Linked DNA regions of Homo sapiens: region 1 is linked to region 2. The links are chromatin contacts, found by Hi-C or POLR2A ChIA-PET in ENCODE. All regions are on one chromosome and are shown on one strand. Each heading gives the region's core, a stretch centred on a gene start or an enhancer-like site at or near the end of the contact. The rest is flanking DNA. Distances are from core to core; before and after follow the strand shown. Region 1 overlaps PALM2AKAP2 (PALM2 and AKAP2 fusion). Region 2 overlaps PALM2AKAP2 (PALM2 and AKAP2 fusion).

What was found. A loop is a pair of places that touch in the nucleus more often than their neighbours do. ChIA-PET counts read pairs that join two places held with the same protein, here RNA polymerase II (POLR2A). Pooled maps may share reads with other maps.
Region 1: a pooled map shows a loop between it and region 2 (2.2-fold over the local background). The contact joins two enhancer-like sites. A Hi-C loop is called at or near these places in 3 of 168 maps with a recorded cell type or tissue (Right ventricle myocardium inferior, dorsolateral prefrontal cortex and left cardiac atrium) and 2 of 50 pooled maps. POLR2A ChIA-PET finds 5 or more read pairs at or near these places in 3 of 52 experiments (HEK293, OCI-LY7 and activated T-cell).

The regions. Positions count from the first base shown.
Region 1 is chr9:109,883,588-109,888,145 of GRCh38, reverse strand. The region is part of intron 3 of PALM2AKAP2 (PALM2 and AKAP2 fusion); the gene reads right to left. Among named protein-coding and RNA genes, the nearest start is that of PALM2AKAP2, 110 kb to the right of the region's middle. Within about 2 kb of position 1,370, at least 7 of the 41 ENCODE cell types and tissues checked have a DNase peak (open chromatin) inside an H3K27ac peak, as active enhancers do; they include dorsolateral prefrontal cortex, where a contact is called at or near this core.
Region 2 is chr9:109,840,381-109,845,403 of GRCh38, reverse strand. The region is part of intron 1 of PALM2AKAP2 (PALM2 and AKAP2 fusion); the gene reads right to left. Among named protein-coding and RNA genes, the nearest start is that of PALM2AKAP2, 63 kb to the right of the region's middle. Within about 2 kb of position 1,588, at least 2 of the 41 ENCODE cell types and tissues checked have a DNase peak (open chromatin) inside an H3K27ac peak, as active enhancers do; they include dorsolateral prefrontal cortex, where a contact is called at or near this core.

The DNA of each region.
Region 1 (4,558 bases), core at 121-2,620, 43 kb before region 2:
TTTAGACTGTACACAGGCTAGAAAGTGCAATCAGGAACAAAGGGCTTCCAAAAGAGACAGAAAGGAGCCAAGCCCAAAATGAAACCTGCACTTCATGAAAGAACCTGAAGGGGGCAGTCTCACCATCATGATGACCACCCACAATAGGCTGAAGACCGGCACCTCCAGAGTCATGGTGCGTCTGATGCACCGCCTTCTGAAGAAGCATGTGTGGAGGTTGAGGAGGGAGAATCACATTACCTGTCCCTCCTCCTACATCACGAGGTGCACGTTAGTGTAATTTCACTCAATATCAGAGGTCTCAAAAAAATTTAGCTTAAAATAACAACTTCTGTTGGGATTTTTGAGAACATGCTTTAGAATTAGGCAGAGTTGAGTTCAAATACTTGCTCTTTCACTTTTTTAAAATTATTTTTCATTCATCTTGTATGTCCTTCCATTGAATTTTTTTAGGGGGGGGCAGCAAGTTACTTCACCTCCTGTGCTTCTCTTCTCTCTTCATCATCATCATCATCATCACTACCTCATGGGAGTATTACAAGGCTTAAATTAGAAAATTAATGAATTAAATGGAGGCAGAAAAGCTAGGCCGCTACCCAGAAGGGAGTGACAAAACAGGAAATATTACACAATATAGAGACACTACTATATAGTTTACTGTATACATAGCATATATAGTTTTATTTTGGAAGGAAACAAAAGAATGGAAACAATAATTGGGCTGCAAATGTGGCTGAACGTGGGGTGGGGACCCCGGCTGGAAGTGCACAGATGTGGAATGCCACTGTGGAGTGTTCCCCTCCCTGCTCAAAAGAACAGTGAATCATGGAGTTAAAAATAGCAAATGTGAAGAACACAATGAATCTCAAGCAAGTGTCCTTTGTGATTTCAATGAATGTTTCAGTGGTTGCCTTTTCTAGAACAGTTGTAAGTAACTGTCATCTTCTTGGTTGCCAAACCCCACAACATAACATACAGATGCTTAATAAGATACATATGCTTATGCCTAATGTCTCTACGCCTTTGGCTTTGAGCCTCCTAACAATATGGAAAATTAAGTGAATTCTGGTATTTACCAGAGACCCACACAGGTACTCAGAGAATCACAGGTCCAATGTGGAAATGAAAAGTACACTTCTATCCTGATTTTTTAAAAGCTGCTTGGCTCTCTCTAGGTTAGCAGTTGAGACTTCAATATTTTATTCAATGAATATTTGATGTGACATATTTTAGAACAGACAGCTGTTCTGATGAATTAGTCATCTCTGTGATGAATCAGTTACTTATACCTAGCCTTTAGTTTTTTGAGAACTCAACCTCTTTCCTCCACTCTGACCCGTTTCCAAAACCACTTCCTTCTATAACAGTAACATTTCTCGGAACAGGTACACTGTTGAGAAAAGAGATCTCTAACCAACTCCTCAAATTAGAGAAACTCAGAATACCAGAGCTGGAAGATCCCGAGAGATGGCTCACTGAAGATATGAGGAAACTGAGACTGAAGAGAGCAAAAGACTTGCCCAAGGTCACACAGCAAATGATCAGCAGAGCTAGAATTAACATCCTGGCTTTGTGACAGCTCATCCCATTTTCATTTAATACTCCATGAAGTTTCTCATCTTCACTGGGGTTGGTCTGCCCCCAACTGATAAGGTTGGGAGATAAATTTTCCCCATATTTCTCACTAATCAAAGGAAGTTAAAAACCCTGTATTTCAAACACTTTAGTAAAACCCAGTGAAATGAAAGAGAATCTTAAGTGGGAAAGTGACAAGGTAAACAACAAGACTTGATGCTTGGGGCAGACATGAAGTAAACAGGGCTAGTGTGGCTCGAACTACCTACAATCTCCGAAAGTATCAACCCGAGGTCCACATGTGGCCTCCAGGGACCCACCACACACAATAATGGCACGGACAATGGCTGGCAATGGGCCCAAGCCAGAAACAATCTCTTGGGCTTTCTCAATACGTCACTCCAAAAAGAAGCAAAGCATACAGAAGATGTGGACATTCAAAAAATTCAAAAAAGGAAACGTCTACAGATTTTGCTTTCAACAATTCCAATCTTATTTAGCCTATTTTAATTCTGGTTTCCAGGGAGCCAAAAATATAATCCTGACATTACCCAGGGAAAAGCTGTGCAAAAGAATGACAATCTATTTCTCCACTGTGGCAGCCGGGTTTTCCTCTTCCTTTGCAGCTGCTTTGGTGTCACCCCTTCAAGACCACATTACTTTGAATTTTAGCAAGAAATCTTGGAAGAATGGTAGAATTTTCTGGCCTTTGGTAAAGCACACAGTTTTCCTGACCTGGATCATCTTTAGCCTGGTAAACCAAGGCTGTTTCTAATCCACTTCAAATGAAAGCTTAGCTCTACTGTGGGGCCTATGGAGGAGAGACTTCAGCTCTAAGCCAGAGCTACTCTCACCTACAGGAATCCCCAAAGCAGGTTTCACATATCCTTGGGTCAAAGTAGGAAGGCTCAGAAACAGTCTGAATCAAGGGTTGGGTTGTCCTTTATCCTTGTGTGTGAAGCCAGTTTTCTTATAAACATGATTTACTTCCCACTCTCCTTGGGGGGTTTCTAGGTATTAAAATGGGATTTCATTTATGGTCTATCCTTTTTTCCATTTACTGCAATCATTCTTGAACCTGACCATACAACAGAATTATCTGGAACACCCTTTTAAAAAACAGATTACAGGACTCCTTACTTGGATCACTAAATCCAAATTTCCTAGAATGAGGCCTGGTAATTCTTATTTTTAAAAACCTTCCCAAGTGATTCTAATGCCCAGGGTTTAATATTCTAGTTACATTTTTCCATCCTTCCTTCCTCCATTCCTTCCTTCTTCGTGGGCTGCCCTCAAAAGCTAAGCACCACATATAATAATTCTGGCAGAGGAACAACATTCGCCCTTCCAAACCACCACCAATTTATAAATAACATTTTGGAAAAAAACATGTCTGTAAACCTGGAACTTCTTGTACAGTTACTGGCACTGTAAAGAATCACAGAATAAGAATTAAAAGGTGATTATGTTCTTTCTTCTAGGAGGTATCTAGGGAAATAGACATCTAAGTAGAAATTTGCATGCTTTATTTGAAGTCTTTGCCATATTCAAAATGGCCTGCACATAAAGAATTAAGACATGGCCTAGATCCTACATACACTTGAAGTTCTGAGTTATGATACCATTATCCTTTTGTTATCTAAACTAAATGGCCCAATTTCCCTTAGTCTTTCTTTGTAGAAATGTTCCTTGTTCTTTGGTTACTATTCTCTATTCCTCCTTCAGTGTCTTCAAGCTATTCTTAGTTCAACAACAAGGACGAAAATACCTTCAGGGCACAACTGTACTAATATACTTTATAGTTTGCAACCAGTTTATGTATCTCTTTAGGAGAATCTAATTGATTGCTGGGGGTGACTTAGACTAGGGGGCCCAAATCTAAAGATCTACAGATTAATGTTTTGCCTTGAGTAATGAAGATTTCCCTTAAAATGCCTTTATTTAATGGTTCTGCATCTGATCTTATAGTTTTCAAGATTCCTATTATATAAAGATCAGATCGCAAATTTGATCTTGAAGTCACTCATATTCTCTCTTACTCTCTTCTTCCTTTCTCTCTGCATTCTTGCATTGTTTTAGTTAGTCCTCTTTATTTTTATTTTTATTCTTTGAAATGTAGTCTCACTCTGTTGCCAGGCTGGAGTGCAGTGGCATGATCTCAGCTCACTGCAACCTCCGCTTCCCGGGTTCAAGCGATTCTCGTGCCTCAACCTCCCAAGTAGCTGGGATTGCAGGCGACCATCACCACACTCATCTAATTTTTGTATTTTTAGTAGAGATGGGGTTTTGCCATGTTGAGCAGGCTGGTCTTGAACTCCTGACCTCGGGTGATCCACCTGCCTCGGTCTCCCTAAGTGCTGGGATTACAGGCATGAGCCACTGTGCCCAGCCAGTCCTCTTTCTTTTTAAATGTCTTTTCTGTAGTTTCCCTAATGCCGGTCCATTTTCCTGAATGCTTGCAGTTTTCAATTCAACAATCATGCTCCTGGAAAACTGAATTATTCATCCCCATTCTTCACCCTTCCCTGATCTGTGTTCCTTCCACTAAAAGTTGGCTGGCTGTCTCTTCCCTTGGTTTTGGGCTTGCTCATTGACTTGGTTTGGCAGATGGCTTGTGGGCAGTCTGAGCCTAGGCCTTGTTTCTGCTCAGCCCTCTTGTACCTCTCCCATTGCCAGAAAGAGACAGCATCATGGTTAGCCTGTTAGTGCAGGGTAAACAAGAGTGGACTCAGGCAACACGCAGATTAGAGTCACGTAGGTGAGCTCAGCCCTATCAGCAGAGCCATGCCAGCCAATCCACAGGGACTTTGTAACACCGTAGGGTGCTCATGTTTGCAATGAGCCTTTAGAACTATTCAAATGTCATTCTGTGAGTGAGAACTAAGCTATGTTCAACTACAGAGAAATGTCTTAGGTGACTGAGTGTCCTTTATGGGAAGAGAGATAACAGCTCTTTCTTCCCATGGGATTGAAGATTAAAGAC
Region 2 (5,023 bases), core at 339-2,838:
ATGGAGCAATTTTTTGCAAGTCAAGCACTTTGTGGCCACCTCAGAGCCATTTGGCGGAGTGACTGCTCTCTCTTAAACTGTGAAATGTCCTTACTCTAGCCTTAAGCTGCTGCCCAGGAGATAGCTCTTAGCTAAAAGGTGATCAAAATATTCTCTCAGTTTTGACACAGCACATGGTGAGAAACAAAGCAAAAGTCTGGGCCTAGAAGCTCCTGGGCTTCCCTTTCAGGTCAGTGCCTCTTTTCAGGAGGATAGAGTACGGATAAAGCAGAGGACTCTTCAAATGCACTTAGTAAGCAGAGGCAGCTGTAGTGGCCTTACTGGAGAAGAGTGTTTAAGGTGTAAATTGGTTATTTTATTCTGGATGCTACACTGCATCTTCACGAATGACTTCCTGAAACCCCCCTACCAGAGCGTGTGTGCGTGCATGCGTGTGTGCACATGCACACACACACACACACACACACACACATCATTTTCTGGCATTTGTTATGGGGGAACAAGACTGCCACCTGTGACCCAGGGGTTCTACAGCACAGGTGAGGTATGACGAGAGCATGGCGGGCATGTCACATGTGAGTTGTGTAGGCTTCCTTCTCGCTGACATCCATGTAAGTCCCAGGGGCTTGAGTGGAGCAGCACACACAGAACAGCAGGGGGTGTGCAGCAAGGGGCACTTACATATGCACAAAGACTTACATATGCACAACTGTACACATGCACATGTGAGAGCACGTGTGTACTCACACATATACACTTGGCATTTCTGTTTCTTAAATACACCTTTTATTTTGGAATCATTGTACATTTACAAAAACAGTACAGACATAGTGCAGAAACTCTCCATCTATTCATTACCCAGCTTCCCATAATCCTAACATCTTACATAACCAGGATGCATTTGTCAAAACTAAGAAATTAACATTGATACAATACTGTTAAATAAAGACTCTGGGTTGCACTATTTTTTTTCCCCCACAAGTGTTCTTTCTTTGTTCCAGAATCGCATCCAGAGTCCTGCATTGCATTTGGGGTATTTCCATTTTGACGATTTGCAATGGTACATCCCCTCAGTTCCTTACATAGCTGTCAGACCAATGAGACTCTGAGATTTCTCACTTTCACTGTTAGTTTATGTTCCTCTAGTAAAATTACTTAACCTTTCTAAGTCTCCATTCGCTTATCTGTAAAGTGGTGCCAGTGGCAGAACTTACTCTACATGGTTGCTGTGAAAATTAAATAATTCCAGAAAGCACTTAGCTGAAGCCTGGGTATACTACTCGCTCAATAAATGTTAGTTAGCTACTGCAACCAGCTCTGATTTGCAAGAGGAGCAATCATATCTCACAAATAAATCATCAAAAGGCAGTTTGAGAAAGAGAACCCAAATCTGCAAAACCGTTGTTTTTGTCTAGGACCAACCAAAGAATCGGGTGTGGTTGCGGAGGTCAGGAACTGCAGATTTAAATCTTGGCGTCTCCTTCTTGGCTGTCTGGCGGTTGGATGTGAGCCGTGACAACTGTGTAGTGCTGACAGAAGAAGGCCACTGATAGGCAGCCAGCTGGCCTCGTCCGGGCTCCTACAAATGTCTGGAACTCGGTGTGAACAGCTGGGATGGGGCCAGGCCGAGGTAGTGCTGCCAGCTAGTTTGAGATGCACCTTGTTCCAGAAATCAAATCAGCCACTTTCCTTTAATAAGCAAGGTCCACACACACACTATCGACTTTATTTCCAGGGAGAAAGAGGATGGAAACAAGCATTTACTGAACATGTCTCATGGGCCAGCCCCTGCACATTTATTATGCAGAGTGGTCTTCAAATTTTTTTCACATACTCTAATCTGTAAAATATTTTGAGCACATACCATGTGTGTATATATATATATTCACACATGATAAATACAAGTAATACACATGTACTACTGAACTAAGTGTACATTATAGAATTATACATCAAAATAGGCATTTAAAACACATAATTTGTAATAACAATGAAATAATGTGTTAAATCAAATAAAAATCAATAGTGCTATTAATGAGAGGAGATGTAAATCTTTCTTTAATTCAAAAAGTCTTCTTCTTTTTTTTTTTTTTTTTTTTTTTGAGACAGGGGCTCACTCTGTGGCCCAGGTTAGAGTGCGGTAGTGCCATCATAGCTCACTGCAGCACCAAAGTCCTGGGCTCAGGTGATCCTCTTTAGCCTCCTGAGTAGCTGAGACTACAAGCATCCAGCTAATTGTTCGATTTTTTTTTTTTTTTTTTTTGAGACCGAGTTTCATTCCTGTTGCCCAGGCTGGAGTGCAATGGCGCGATCTCGGCTCACCGCAACCTCCACCTCCCGGGTTCAAGCGAGTCTCCTGCCTCAGCCTCCTGAGTAGCTGGGATTACAAGCATGCGCCACCACGCCCGGCAAATTTTGTATTTTTAGTAGAGATGGGGTTTCTCCACGTTGGTCGGTCTGGTCTCGAACTCCCGACCTCAGGTGATCCGCCCTCATTGGCCTCCCAAAGTGCTGGGATTACAGGCGTGAGCCACCGAACTGTTTGATTTTTAGTAGAGATGGAATCTCACTATATTGCCCAGGCTGGTTGCAAATTCCTGGCCTCAAGTGATCCTCCCACCTTGGCCTCCCAAAGAGCTGGGATTACAAGCATGAGCCACTGCACCTGACCTTGATAATTTTGAACTTCTTGGGCCGACTTCTTGTCAGATATCATTAGTCTGTTTTTTTTTTCACATCTTACTGGGGCTGATTCAACAACGACGACAACAAAAACTTCTTCCCAGTGAAGTGTTAACTCTGCCATTTTTTGGTTTATGTGGATATTGTTCATTATAGATTTTAATTAGCTTTTAATTCATGAAAACTTTTTAAGCCACTTCTTCAGTTTGTTGAAACAGGGTTTGTTGAGTTTAAGCTGGATAATGTATTCTGCGTACCCGCCTCACCAGAAGTGGCAAATTGCAATCAAACATCACAAAGGCTGCAAGGGAATGAATGAGGATAGAGCTCCCAACCCCTTCCCGTTTGCAAAGTCCCTTCTTTCTTTGAGGACATGCCCAGAACACGCAGCTGATTGTGGATGTCATGGTCCATCCATACATCAAATATTTGTAAAGCCTAATTTCTTGTTGAGTAAAAAATAAAAATGCTAAGACTTTCTACTCACACTATAAAGGATGGTCCTGTACACTCCCCAGGGGCATTCACCCGACTTTGGACTCTAACACTGCTCTGAATTGTCACAACAACCCTCTTAGGGAAGTGGATAAAGGCCTCCCCATCTTATATGTGAATGGGAAACTGAGGCCCAGAGAGTCTGTGCATGTCATCCACCAGGTAGGTTTTCAAGTGGGGTTTAGACCCTGGCCTCCTAACACCAGCTCCAGGCCTCTTTTTTTCCCACCTCCCCTCTATCCCTCCAACTTCCCCTCCATCCCCCTCACCCTCCCCTCTTTCCTTCCACCCTCCCCTCTACCCTTCCACCCTCCCCTCTATCCTTCCAACTTCTCCTCTATCTCTCTACCCTCCCCTCCATCCCCCCACCCTCCCCTCTTTCCCTCCACCCTAACCTCTATCTTTCCACCCTCCCCTTTCCCTCCACCCTCCCTTCCACCCCCCCACCCTCTCCTTTCTCTCCACCCTCTCCTCCATCCCCCACCCTCCCCTCTTTCCCTTCACCCTCCCCTCTACCCCTCCATCCTCTCCTCTTCCCTCCACCCTCCCTTCCATCCCCCCACCCTCCCCTCTCTCCCCCAACCCTCTCCTCTTTCCCTCCACCCCCCCACCCTACCCTCTTTCCCCCTACCCTCTCTTCTTTCCCTCCACCCTCCTCTCCATCCCCCCACCCTCCCCTCCATCTCTCCACCCTTTTTCTTTTTTTTTTTTATTATACTTTAAGTTCTAGGGTACATGTGCACAACGTGCAGGTTTGCTACATAGGTATACATGTGCCATGTTGGTGTGCTGCACCCATTAACTCATCATTTACATTAGGTATATCTCCTAATGCTATCCCTCCCCCCTACCCCCACCCCACAACAGGCCCCAGTGTATGATGTTCCCCTTCCTGTGTCCAAGTGTTCTCATTGTTCAATTCCCACCTATGAGTGAGAACATGCGGTGTTTGGTTTTTTGTCCCTGCGATAGTTTGCTGAGAATGATGGTTTCCAGCTTCATCCATGTCCCTAAAAAGGACATGAACTCATCCTTTTTTATGGCAGCATAGTATTCCATGGTGTATATCTGCCACATTTTCTTAATCCAGTCTATCATTGATGGACTTTGGGTTGGTTCCAAGTCTTTGCTATTGTGAATAGTGTCACAACAAACATACCTGTGCATGTGTCTTTGTAGCAGCATAATTTATAATCCTTTGGGTATATACCCAGTAATGGGATGGCTGGGTCAAATGGTATTTCTAGTTCTAGATCCCTGAGCTATCGCCACACTGTCTTCCACAATGGTTGAACTAGTTTACATCCCACCAACAGTGTAAAAGTGTTCCTATTTCTCCACATCCTCTCCAGCACCTGTTGTCTCCTGACTTTTTAATGATCGCCATTCTAACTGGTATGAGATGGTATCTCATTGTGGTTTTGATCTGCATTTCTCTGATGGCCAGTGATGATGAGCATTTTTTCATGTGTCTTTTGGCTGCATAAATGTCTTCTTTTGAGAAGTGTCTGTTCATATCCTTTGCCCACGTGTTGATTGGGTTGTTTGTTTTTTTCTTGTAAATTTATTTGAGTTCTTTGTAGATTCTGGATATTAGCCCTTTGTCAGATGAGCAGATTGCAAAAATGTTCTCCCATTCTGTAGGTTGCCTGTTCACTCTGATGGTAGTTTCTTTTGCTGTGCAGAAGCTCTTGAGTTTAATTAGATCCCATTTGTCAATTTTGGCTTCTGTTGCCATTGCTTTTGGTGTTTTAGACATGAAGTCCTTGCCCATGCCTATGTGCTGAATGGTACTGCCTAGGTTTTCTTCTAGGGTTTTTTATGGTTTTAGGTCTACCATTTACGT